Regions from separate parts of the Homo sapiens genome. Here region 2 is linked to region 1. Evidence: chromatin loops called from intact Hi-C (ENCODE). Cell type or tissue: endothelial cell of umbilical vein. All regions are shown on one strand. Each heading gives the region's core, and the rest is flanking DNA. Links, peaks and the distances in the headings are about the cores only.

What was found. A loop is a pair of places that touch in the nucleus more often than their neighbours do. Peaks named below come from ENCODE experiments on the same cell type or tissue, not always from the same donor. Only the 100,000 strongest peaks of a DNase experiment are listed, where the experiment ranks them.
Region 2: a loop joins it to region 1, with 2.2 times the contacts of the local background. A loop is called at or near these places in 1 of 110 quality-filtered maps.

Annotation. Positions count from the first base shown.
Region 1 is chr6:1,785,104-1,790,489 of GRCh38, reverse strand. The region is part of intron 7 of GMDS (GDP-mannose 4,6-dehydratase); the gene reads left to right. Among named protein-coding and RNA genes, the nearest start is that of FOXC1, 180 kb to the right of the region's middle. RefSeq lists an enhancer at 3,636-3,705. In endothelial cell of umbilical vein, for the core only: no CTCF peak of the experiment used is centred there; DNase peaks (open chromatin) are centred at 1,279, 2,359, 3,039 and 3,499; H3K27ac peaks cover 3,374 bases.
Region 2 is chr6:2,025,432-2,030,817 of GRCh38, reverse strand. All of the region lies in intron 4 of GMDS (GDP-mannose 4,6-dehydratase), which reads left to right. Among named protein-coding and RNA genes, the nearest start is that of GMDS, 220 kb to the left of the region's middle. In endothelial cell of umbilical vein, for the core only: no CTCF peak of the experiment used is centred there; a DNase peak (open chromatin) is centred at 2,197; H3K27ac peaks cover 706 bases.

The DNA of each region.
Region 1 (5,386 bases), core at 132-5,131:
TAGGTGCTAGAGTCAAAGAGTTTTAAAAGCCAACTTCACTTTCTGTGTGAATCTGAACAAGTTACTCAGCCTCTCTACATTTCACTTTTGCTTCTTTATAAAATAAAGAAAATAGTAGTGTCTGCCCTACTGGGCTGTGGTAAGACCATGCCTAACTCCCATGGAGACTTTGGAGGCATTCAGTAATTGTGAGCTCTTATTATTATTATTGCTAATTATTGGCTCATCTTCTTTTTGAGAAGAGGGGCTTGTCTAATAAGCCCTAAATGCTGAAAATTTCTTTCTGAGCTGTCATACTGGAGTGTGACCATTTATTTCTGGATTTCTCACCAAGTGAGTAGGATTGATAAGATTGTTGACAGAAAGAGTGAGGTTTTCGGGATGACTCTGAAAATGTGAGAAGCAGTTCATCAAAAATAATAAGAACTTTCATAGCAATAAATGCAATGTCATATATTTAGGAACAGAAAAATGTATCTTTATGAATACGAGATGGGGAAAGACTGATAGAATATACCAGAGTGGATCACAAATGATAGAGGCTCATAAATATAAGTGTGATATTATTTAAACAGATATGCCACTTCTTTAAATGCTAGCATAATATTTAGCTATGCTACCAGCAGTAAGATACAATTAGAAAGTAATTTTAGGCTGGGTGTGGTGGCTCACACCCACAATCCCATCACTGGGAGGCTGAGGTGGAAGGACCACATGAACCCAGGAGTTCAGGACTATCCTGGGCAACATAGTGAGACCCCATCTCTACAAAAAAAATACACAAAAATTAGCCAAGTGTGGTGGCATGCACCTGTAGTCCCAGCTACTAGGGAGGCTAAGGTGGGAGGATTGCTTGAGCCTGGGAGGTCGAGACTGCAGGGAGCCGTGATCGCACCACTGTGCTCCAGCCTGGGTAACAGAGCAAGAGCCTGTCAGGAAAAAAAAAAAAAAAAAAAAGAAAAAAGAAAAAGAAAAAATAATTTTTTGTCAAGTTCTATCTAACTTATATAATAAAGAATTTGGCCTTTGTCCTGATTCCTAGGAGGGAGACTACATCCTTGGCATTTCCTAAGTAATAGGAGCGTCTCTGTAATTCATGGTGGGCCCCTGTATGGTTTCAGGGTGGGGGCTGGCCAAGCTAGATAAGCCAACCATGGGCTTAGAGAGTCAGGGCCTTGAGCCAAGTGAGGTCAGCATACGGCCAGTGGTTCAGTCAGTCATGACTATGTAATGAAACCTCAATAGAAACCCTGGGCAGTGCAGCTTCTGGGTAGTGAACACGTTGATGTAATAAGGGGGTGATGCATCTTGAGCACATGGAAGCTTTGCCTTTGGGGCCCTTCCAGACCGTCCCCTGCTGTCCCTTCATTTGGCTGGTCCTGAGTTGTATCCTTTCTAATAACACTGTCATTACATGACTATTGTGTCCTGAGTTCTGTGAGTCATCCTAGCAAATTATGAAACTTAAGGTGGAGACCCCTCAGGTTTATAACCAGTTGGTTATAAGTGCAGGTGACCTGGGGACCCGCAAACCGGGGCTGGTGCCCGAAGTGAGGGCTGTCTCGTTGGGGATCATGCCCTTCAGTCTGCAGAGTCACTTCCTAACTCCAGGTGGGTAGCAGCAGAATTGCTTTGCAGTTTTACACTAACACATAGAGGAAAATGAAAGGGTGTCCAGAGATCTAAGTTAATTAATTTTTTTATTTTAACTAAAATCCAACAAATGGCTTTTGAAAGAGTTAAAATTATTTGACCTAAAATATAGAGTTCCATTAACAGCATTTGAGCCAAATTCCAGCATTTGAGAAACTTGGATATTTCTTAATGACTAGATTGAAGGTTAGCCCTAAATTAGAGGTTTGTGAAAAAGGAGAATTCTGACAGAAGCTCTTTTTCTCTTACCTGAAGTAATGAAGTCATCACCTGCAGGTCTTATTGTTCCCCTTCCATTGCTAGTGTAATATCAGAAACTACCTCTTTCTTGTAACTATTTCCAGGCAGATCTTCCCAGACATTTCTGCCAGGAAACCCCAGGATAGTAAAGCCTGTGAATGAATTGATGCATACCTCTTAGGAACCAACAAAATGCCCCCAGAATTAAGCCATTCATGTGCTACTGCCTCCCTTTAACTCTTGTCCCATTGCTTTTTAATTTTGAAGAAATTGAAGAATCTATTGGAGTACACAGTACGCGTAAGACATCCTTTACCTGTGCAATTCTGCCCTGCATTCTTTAAGCCTGCCTGTTCCTCCACCTCCCTGGTCTGAACTCTGGATCGCCCTCCCGACTGTGGCCTTGGTCGGCTCCCAGTCTTTGCCTCTGTCTCCCTTACTTGTGACTCATGGTTTCCTCTCTGTGCCTGTTTCTGGCTTGCTTGCCAAGCCTTTCCTCATTGCCTGTCTAACCTCCACATGTTAATATTCCAATTTGACATCTGGGCGACTGAGAGCAAGGGTGAGCAACCTGCCAAGGCTGCACGGTGGGCAGTGGCAGGTCTGGGCTCCCAGTCTGCCTGTCTCGGGTTGCCTTCTCCACACTCTCCCATGCCACCTCCCACTAGCCGCACCTCCAGCACCAGGCGGAGGTCCACATTTCAGTCCTGTACACACTCCTCTTTGAAAAATGATGCATTTGCCAGCAAAACCTTAGGGTTAAAAAGTTTACAAAAGTGTGTGTGTCCCACAAAAAATATTCCAAACAAAATCCCCTCTTTTCTGTATTTACGCATTTCAGGCAGCTTATGAAATTGATGTGGGCTTTGTTTCTACTCTGCAGTCTGAATTCTGTCTTTGGTGTCCAGGAAAATGTTTTTATACCTTCTTCACATTAAAAATGTTTCAAGTATCCAGGACTTGTTCGCTCTCCTTTTTCATGTATTTAGATGAAGAGACTTTGCATATTAATTTTGTTGTTTAAAAAAGAGTCAAACCAATTGATACTAAAATTAAAAAGCTAACAATTTAGATCCAACAGAACATTTCAAGATCTGTTTTTTCCCTTACTGTAAGTGAAATTCCCATTAATGGCAGCCAGGCCTGAACACCGATAGTGAATGGGGCCTCTCGTGTTCTGAGATGGACTTATCACATGGTTAGCAGCTGGGATTTATGTGGAGACTCATTAAATAAAACAGCAGTGGCAGCTACCTCCTGCTGTAGTACACTTGGAGGTACAGTACCTGAATTTTTCCAATCCTAGCTGGTCCTTTATACTTTGTTTTATGTCTCGCTCATTTTTCTGACTGGTCTTGACATTTTCTGACCTCACAGTGCTTTTATTATTATTTTTATTGCTACTAGAACAATGATAACTCATGACTCTGATTTATATGATGGCAGCTTAGCCAGGGGAGAGATTAAGGCATACCCAAAAACATGCAGTAAATGTTCAAGTCTATTAGCCTTTCGCTTTTATTAAGTGGGAAACTTTAGTTTTGTTTTGACACAGATGAGTCTGGAGAGTCATGAGTGGCTGCGGGGCTGAGCTTGCTGATGGGCCCTTGGCTGTGGGTACGCGCTGGCAGAGTGGCGCGAGGCTGTAGGTACGTGTGAGGTGGCTCATGGTCACAATCCTGCAGTCAGCTCACTCACTTCCGTTGTACATTTTGAGTAACTGGTAGTCATTCTTTTGTTCTTTTCTTTTCCACTGTAATCATAGTTTTCAACTTACTGCAGTGATAAAAAAAAAAACCACAAATTACTGACAGATTTCCTTGATTTTAATAATTTCGCTATACAACTGTCTCATTTAGGAGATGCCACAGCTCCTGCTCTCATAACCAAAACCAGGCTCCTGGGAGTGTGGGCAGCATTGCTTCGAGCTTCCAGGCCCAGAGACTTTTTCAGGCCTCTGTTGTGCTCAGTCTGTAGGGAGGAGACTGCCCAGCGCCACTCCAGGTAGTGCCTGAACCATCACAAACTCAGGGCCAGAGTTCAGTTCATTTGGCCCCAGTGTGTGGCCCCAGCCTGGGATGCTGAGGTCCCCTCCTGCCCATGAAGCCTCTGCTATGCTTGCTCAGGCTGTGCGAGGGGCTTGTCTTAAGTCTTTGCATCCTATTCCCAGAGACTGGAGTCCCACTCTTTCCCTGGCCTGCTGGCCTTGGTTCTTACTGGTGCTTGCCCATAGCCAACCCTGCTTCCTGTGCTGCTTCCCTCAGCCGAGGCTCTAGACCTCCTGGATGCTTTTTACTGAGGCATTGCATTTCCATCTTTCTGGATCACAGTTATCAACCTCATTGATGGCTGCAATTTAATGAATTTTGGTGATGAACTGAATTGAACTGTAAATGATAAAACATTTTCATGGAGTTATTAAAATCACATCATTCTGCATAGATTATATGACCTTGAGCTTCACTAGAAAGACTTTCCAAGACCTTCACCGTCTCCAAATTCTCGGACGGCACTGGAATATCACGCTGAAGCAGCAGCACGCTGGTTTTACGTGAATTTTTTTTTCCTTTACCGCTGTCATATTTAACATCTCACTCCTTAATATTTCAGATTTCTGACTAAGAACCATCTCTGCTGAGCCTCTTCTCCTCCTCCATCAGCACTTGCATTGGAATTTATTTCCAGGAGCATTTTTCACAAAGGAAATGTCATCCCTTCTTGGGAGTAAGAGGGTGCTGAATGGTGCGCAGAAAATGAGCACTGCTGAAGCTCACAGAGATGAGCTCTACCAAGCCACTATGGCAGATTATGCTCTAAATACGACCACATTGGAGTCCCACATGCTCTTCCAGAGCCTTGCTACCCCCATCAGGAGATGGAGCCTCCTTCCCTGCCGAGGATGCTGGGCAGGATGGTCATGGCTGCCCAGATGAAGAGAAGACAGGGCTGGTGCTGAGGCAGGTCGTGGCAGGCAACACTGCCCCACCTGACTTGCTCTCGTGGGATCTAGTCATTGTCCTGGGAGGATGCCCAAGGGGGCCCACGTGGCGAGGGCTGCGTAGAAGGGCCTGGAGGTCAGCACTGACCTCCAGACATAGGAGTGAACGGCCTTTCCAACAAGTACAGCTGCCAGCTGTGGAATCTCCCAGCTCAGGCCCCAGACAACACCTCTGTCCAAATTGCGGGCCCAAAGAATTCATGACCATAGGAAATGGTGGTCTTAAGCTACCAAGTTTTAAGGCAATTTGTTCTTGCTACTTGTTAGAATTTTTCTTGACCTACCATCTAGAGCTCTTTTTTATTTTTTACATTCCATGCTGAAGATTTATTAAGAGCACAAATAAAAACACGTTTTTATTTTGTTTTTCAATTACTAACCACCTAGATTTGTTATAGCAAGACAAAGAGCTTCATGAATTATATACATAACCCTGTTTAGGTAATATAACTCTCTGTTAGAAAATAATGGGTCAACTTCTTAGACTTTGAGGTG
Region 2 (5,386 bases), core at 56-5,055, 240 kb before region 1:
AATACATTTTGAGCTACAGTATAGCTACAATTTAGCGAACCACTTTATAACAGTTTTACTATGTTTATCTAGCGCACACGGCCTTGTTTGGAGCCAATGCATAGTTTGTCAACTGTACTACTTAAAAAAAATCTGTTACCTTCACCCTCAGAAAGTAATAGTTCCAAAGGAACTGTTATAGAGTGAGTCTTATAAATTCTTCTGTGTGCACATGTCATTCATCCCCAGAGGTCATTTAGAGCCCTGAGACTTACTGTGGCCAAATGTGTTGTACAAACTGCTGCAAATCCTTGGGAAATTTAAATAAGAAAGGGTTTTATATGCATTTTATGTAGGGAGCAAGGTCCATGTAAAATAGAAGTTGGGACAACATTGGAAGTTGTGTGCTCCCTCTTAACCTCGTCCTACAAATTCGCAGATGCTGGAGAAAGAACAGCAAAATTTCCTCCAGGTGCTTTACAACCACCAGATTCAGATTTGCCTCCCTTATCTTTTTCTTGGCTCTCCAGCATCACAAATTTGACACAGGTGTTCCCATGCACCACCCCCACACATACTTTAAGAAGATGTGGGCATATATTATCTTTGTCCACTTTTAATTTCGAAATGATCTTGCAAAGACCAAACCCACAGACTCTTGTGGAGGAGATGGACAGTAACCAGCAGTGATGGATCTGTCTGGTTGTGCAGAGCATGCTGTGGGAACCACATGGGCTGTGTGTTGATCTCTGTGTGGGCACCCGCTTCCCTCCTCCTCCAACCTGCCCCCTTCTCTGGACTGTCTTCATATCACTGGGAGAAAGGCAGTTCACGAGTTGGATGTAATGCATGCTATCTGTTTTTATTGTAGAGGTTTGACTAGGACCGAGTAAAATCCTTAGGAGGCCCCCAGCACAGAAGATAGTATTACATGCTGCTCCTGTACACCCCAATATATAATTCAAAATGACACAAAATTTAAATTTATATTTAAATTAAAGTACCTTCTTCAAAATATTTCTTTGGAATATTTTGATGTCAAAATTTTAAATAAATTTGTTAAAGATAAGCTTTTCTTTTGGGGTGACACATGGAATCCAAGCATACACTTAGTAAGACTTATGTGATCCAGCATGGGGTTGGCCCCAGATCCCTCCAGAACACAATTCAAGATTATTTCATAATAGAAGTGATGCCTGACACAAGTCTTGTAAAATGAGCAAAGTGTTTCCAGCCTTTTTAAGTTTGCCACTTATACTGGGAGGAGAGGTTGGGCTGGACTGCAGGTGCAGTTGGCAAAACTGTCCTGTCAATGCAGACATAATTCTGGGAAATTACCAATACCCTGGACAATTTGCAGTAAATTTTTGCCAGGTAGATAATTTATCTGCTTTTAATATCTCTTAGTTGAGGTGTTAAGAAATAGCAGAATGCCCCAAGGATTACTGATAGGTGGTGAGAAGGAATTTGAGGGGAGTCAGAGACAGGGCAGGTTGACAAACCGGACAGTCACCTGCTGAGTAATTAAATAAAGGTTATGATTTATTTTAATGTAGTTGCAAAATATCTGGTTAGGGTGTGTGTGTAAATATATGTGTGTGAGAGACAGACACACACAGACACAGGCAGAGATGGAAGAAGCCAAAAGGTGATGTCCACAATTAAATTTAGATTAATATTTGCTGGGATTTTGATTGGATTTACTTTCTGTCTTGAAAGAGATTAAACTTTAACAAAATGCTTTCCAGTTCTTAAACATATATAATTATCTATTTTTTAAAAAAGGTATGGTAAAGGTCTTAATTTCTGCCATCTCATTCCCTCTGGTTAAAAAAAAAAGAAAGAAAGAAAAAAAATCACCCAGCAGAGCCATCTATCTTGTATAATCATCCTCATAAACCCCTAAAGTATGCTTTGCTCCCAAAACATTATTGGCATGGATCCTGGCATACAATCATCACACCAGTAATTACAGCTGTTAACTGGAATATAGTCGTTAGTATTTACTAGCCTCTATTATGAACACATAAATCATTTCATAAAACGGTGAGTGGACACATTACTTGTCGTTTTGTTTATGTTAGACATTCTCTGCAGGTATTCTACATGAAAGTTAAAGCATTCTGAGGCTCTTTTTGTAGACTGTGCTTATCATTAATAGAAAGCAGCATGTGTGCATCCTGCAAGCCCATTTCCTTATTTAAAGTGGGCATCCTTCCTCTGCTGAGATGTGCTTCCTCTTTCGTTACAAGACTGAAGATCAAGCCTTTGTAAACCCTTAAAGGTACATCCCTTCCAAATGACCTTTTGTCCTGAGCGACGAAGATGTATTGTTTAGTCCACTCAGAATTACATGGGGTGTCCTAAGAATTTTTGTTTTGGTTAATTAAATTTGGAAATGTGTCATTTTTTCCTATTATAAAGCATAAATGAAAGTCCAGTCAAATTGATTTTAGAGTTCTGGTAGATGAGATAATTGCAGAAGCTAAATGATTTAGGGTTTAAAAATGTGTTTAGCTTTTCTTCACTTAGAGAAACTTAAAACATATTTAACTTAAGTGAACTTGTCTGTGCTTCTTTTAATCTTATAAGGTGAGTTTATATCAATGTCATATGCTAAGCAGTCTTATGAATTAAACTAAATGGAATGAGGCGCTGTTTGTGTGAACAAAAGTATTCATTTTACACATAAAGATGTTTGTTCAAAGAAGCTAAAATGGAGATCTAAATCAGAATTCATTGAAATATGTAAGATATTGTTTTACAAGCTAGATTTTTTTAAGGCGGGCCCTTTAATAGTAGCTTTCGCCAAGAGTTCTGTTTTTCTTTAAAGTTTTGAAGCTTTTTTTAAACCTTTGTTCAAAGAACTATAGACACTAGAATTTTTTTAAGAGTCCAAAAGTGTAGAAGAACAGGACTCTGCAGTGGCAATGAGTTTATATATTGTATCATGATAGAAAGCCAATTTGATTAATATGACAAAACCTCCATTTTCTTCTACTGTACATGTTCAAATTTTGCAGATCATTTTGTGAAGTTTTTACTTTCCGTTAAAAATATATTTTTAATAAAAACTTTTCATAAACTTTATGAAATGTAAATTTATGGCTTCTTGCTGTGTCTGTATTATTACATGCTATTTACCCTGTTTTCTAATAACTGTCTTGTACTCTGCTATTTCCTTACATTTGTTTCTGGAAGAATCTTCCTTGCCTTTAGCTGCCATGTTCATAGAGCAGTAAGTTCTGCTGTTGTTTCTCACTCCTGCCAAATATGCTTATCATTATGTTGATGATTTCTCTTCCTATTCCAAACCCTAACACTTTTCTCCTGGACTTGCAAGAATTTCTCCCTCCATCTCTGCATATTTTATATATTCAAATAAAAATCTTTCAAATTCCCTGCTTTAAAATAAAATCACCTTAGCCCCTTTCTGAGCATGCTAAACTCAAAGGAAAAGAAAATATTAATTAAGCCCTGGGTTGCAGAGCTTTCTACCTGTGAATCTCTCTATATCTGGCTGCCTTTTTTCTCCCATTACCTTCACTTGTTCTGCCCATGCAGCCAGTCTCACACAGAGAATGTCCTTGCCCAAAATGTGTTCGCTCCTTCCTCTGGCTGTGTCCACCTGTTCCACGTTTTTCTCCAAGGACTTCATTCTCCCTCGCTTCATAAGATCAGAATGCTACAACTTCCAGAGTACCAGCCAGGGTCCTCTTCTTCATGGAGCCATTTAGACACAATGATCTTGTTTCAAACTATATTCTCTGGTTCCTGTTCTTAGTTTACCATTATGCTTTTGATTATGTACATGCTAAAATGTATTCCATAATTTCTGGGGGATTTTTTGGTATATTTTCTTTGATATTATTATTTCTTATATGATCTGTGTTCCTTGGAAAATGTATTTACCTCATTTCCTATTTCTTGGTAACATCTCAGAATTAGTACAAAGGTCTTCATGTGGGCAATATTCAATAAACTAATGAAGCTGTAATAGTCAAGTTACAAAGTATATAATTTCGGCTTGATTAATATGCACTGACATCCCACTTCTCTATTGCTCTGGCAGCTGGCTGCCTCATCCACAGACACTGGGTTCTATGAAGTTCACTTTGCTCTGTATCCATCAGCATTATCCAAACCAGGCACTGGGAGGAATTCCCAGGAAGTTTTGAGAGTGGCTGTGAGCACTTTAGGAAATGTTCATGCTAAAATTAAAACAATTTTTCTGATAACATGTACAAATTACAAAACTGAGATTCACAACAAGTTTCTGTCTATGGCCAGTGACGTAGAAAATAAAAATGTCGATTCAGCTGCTGGTGGTTTTGAATATCATGCTAAGAGAAACGATGTGTGCGTTAACCCTTCTCTTTATGTCTCGTGTAAATTGCAAAGATCTTTCTGCATGACTTGGTGTTATTATTATCCTTATTTTCCACGTCATTAAGTCCATGACACATTCTGAAGATACTTGTGTGAGGACTGGGAAAGCAGAACAAATGGAACCTCATGAATGGAGAGTGAAGGTGTGTGCTTGGGAACTAAGACTAGATGGAGCTTTTTGAGTTTGAAGTGAGAGAAGCTGGGAGGCTTTCCACACCTTGAGATAAAGAGCGAGCCACATGGCCAGAAAGCCCAGGGGGTCTCTGGCCTAGGACCAGGTGGTGGCCTTTGACCTCCCTTTGCCTTTTGAGCACCGTTTTTGGTGGGTATCTGTTGAACTAAAGTAATTGTTCTTAGAGTTAAACCTCTTACATTAAAAATATAGTGAAACTTGAGTATTTGAGTACAATGTGCTAAGGAACCTTAAAATTAATTTAAAAAGTTATTTGGTAATGTAAAAAAGTTCTAAGGACTATGTGGCCATGTAGCAGTTAAAAATCTTTTTTTTAACAAAAAAGATGTAACATCTTAGAGAAAGGCAGACATGATAATTTGCCATGTGACTGTTAGAATAATCTAATTTACAGAGCTGATTATTCAGGCAATTTCCTATGTCGGTTTTTTAGGATTAAGAAAGAACTTGCCCTCTTTGTTTCCATTTTGTATTCTGTACATACTGAGTTGAGCTTGAAGCATGTATTCAGATTGCTGGAGAACATACTGACTTAGCAGCTGGCTACATGGTATATACATCTTTATTCATTCATTTATAGACCCAAAGGTTAAGGTACAAGTATTAGGAAATACTTTCTTTTTATTACTCATGCAGTATGTTAGTTTAATTTACTTGGATAATAATAGCTGTATAATGTTAAGTGAATGCTTGATTTGATTTTTTTTTCAATTACAAGGAGAAAGAAATCTTCCACTGTGCATGTATGTGTGTGCGTGTGTGCATGTGTATTGGTTCTAAATATTTATTTTCTTGACATGAACATTTTATCCTGACCATTTAATA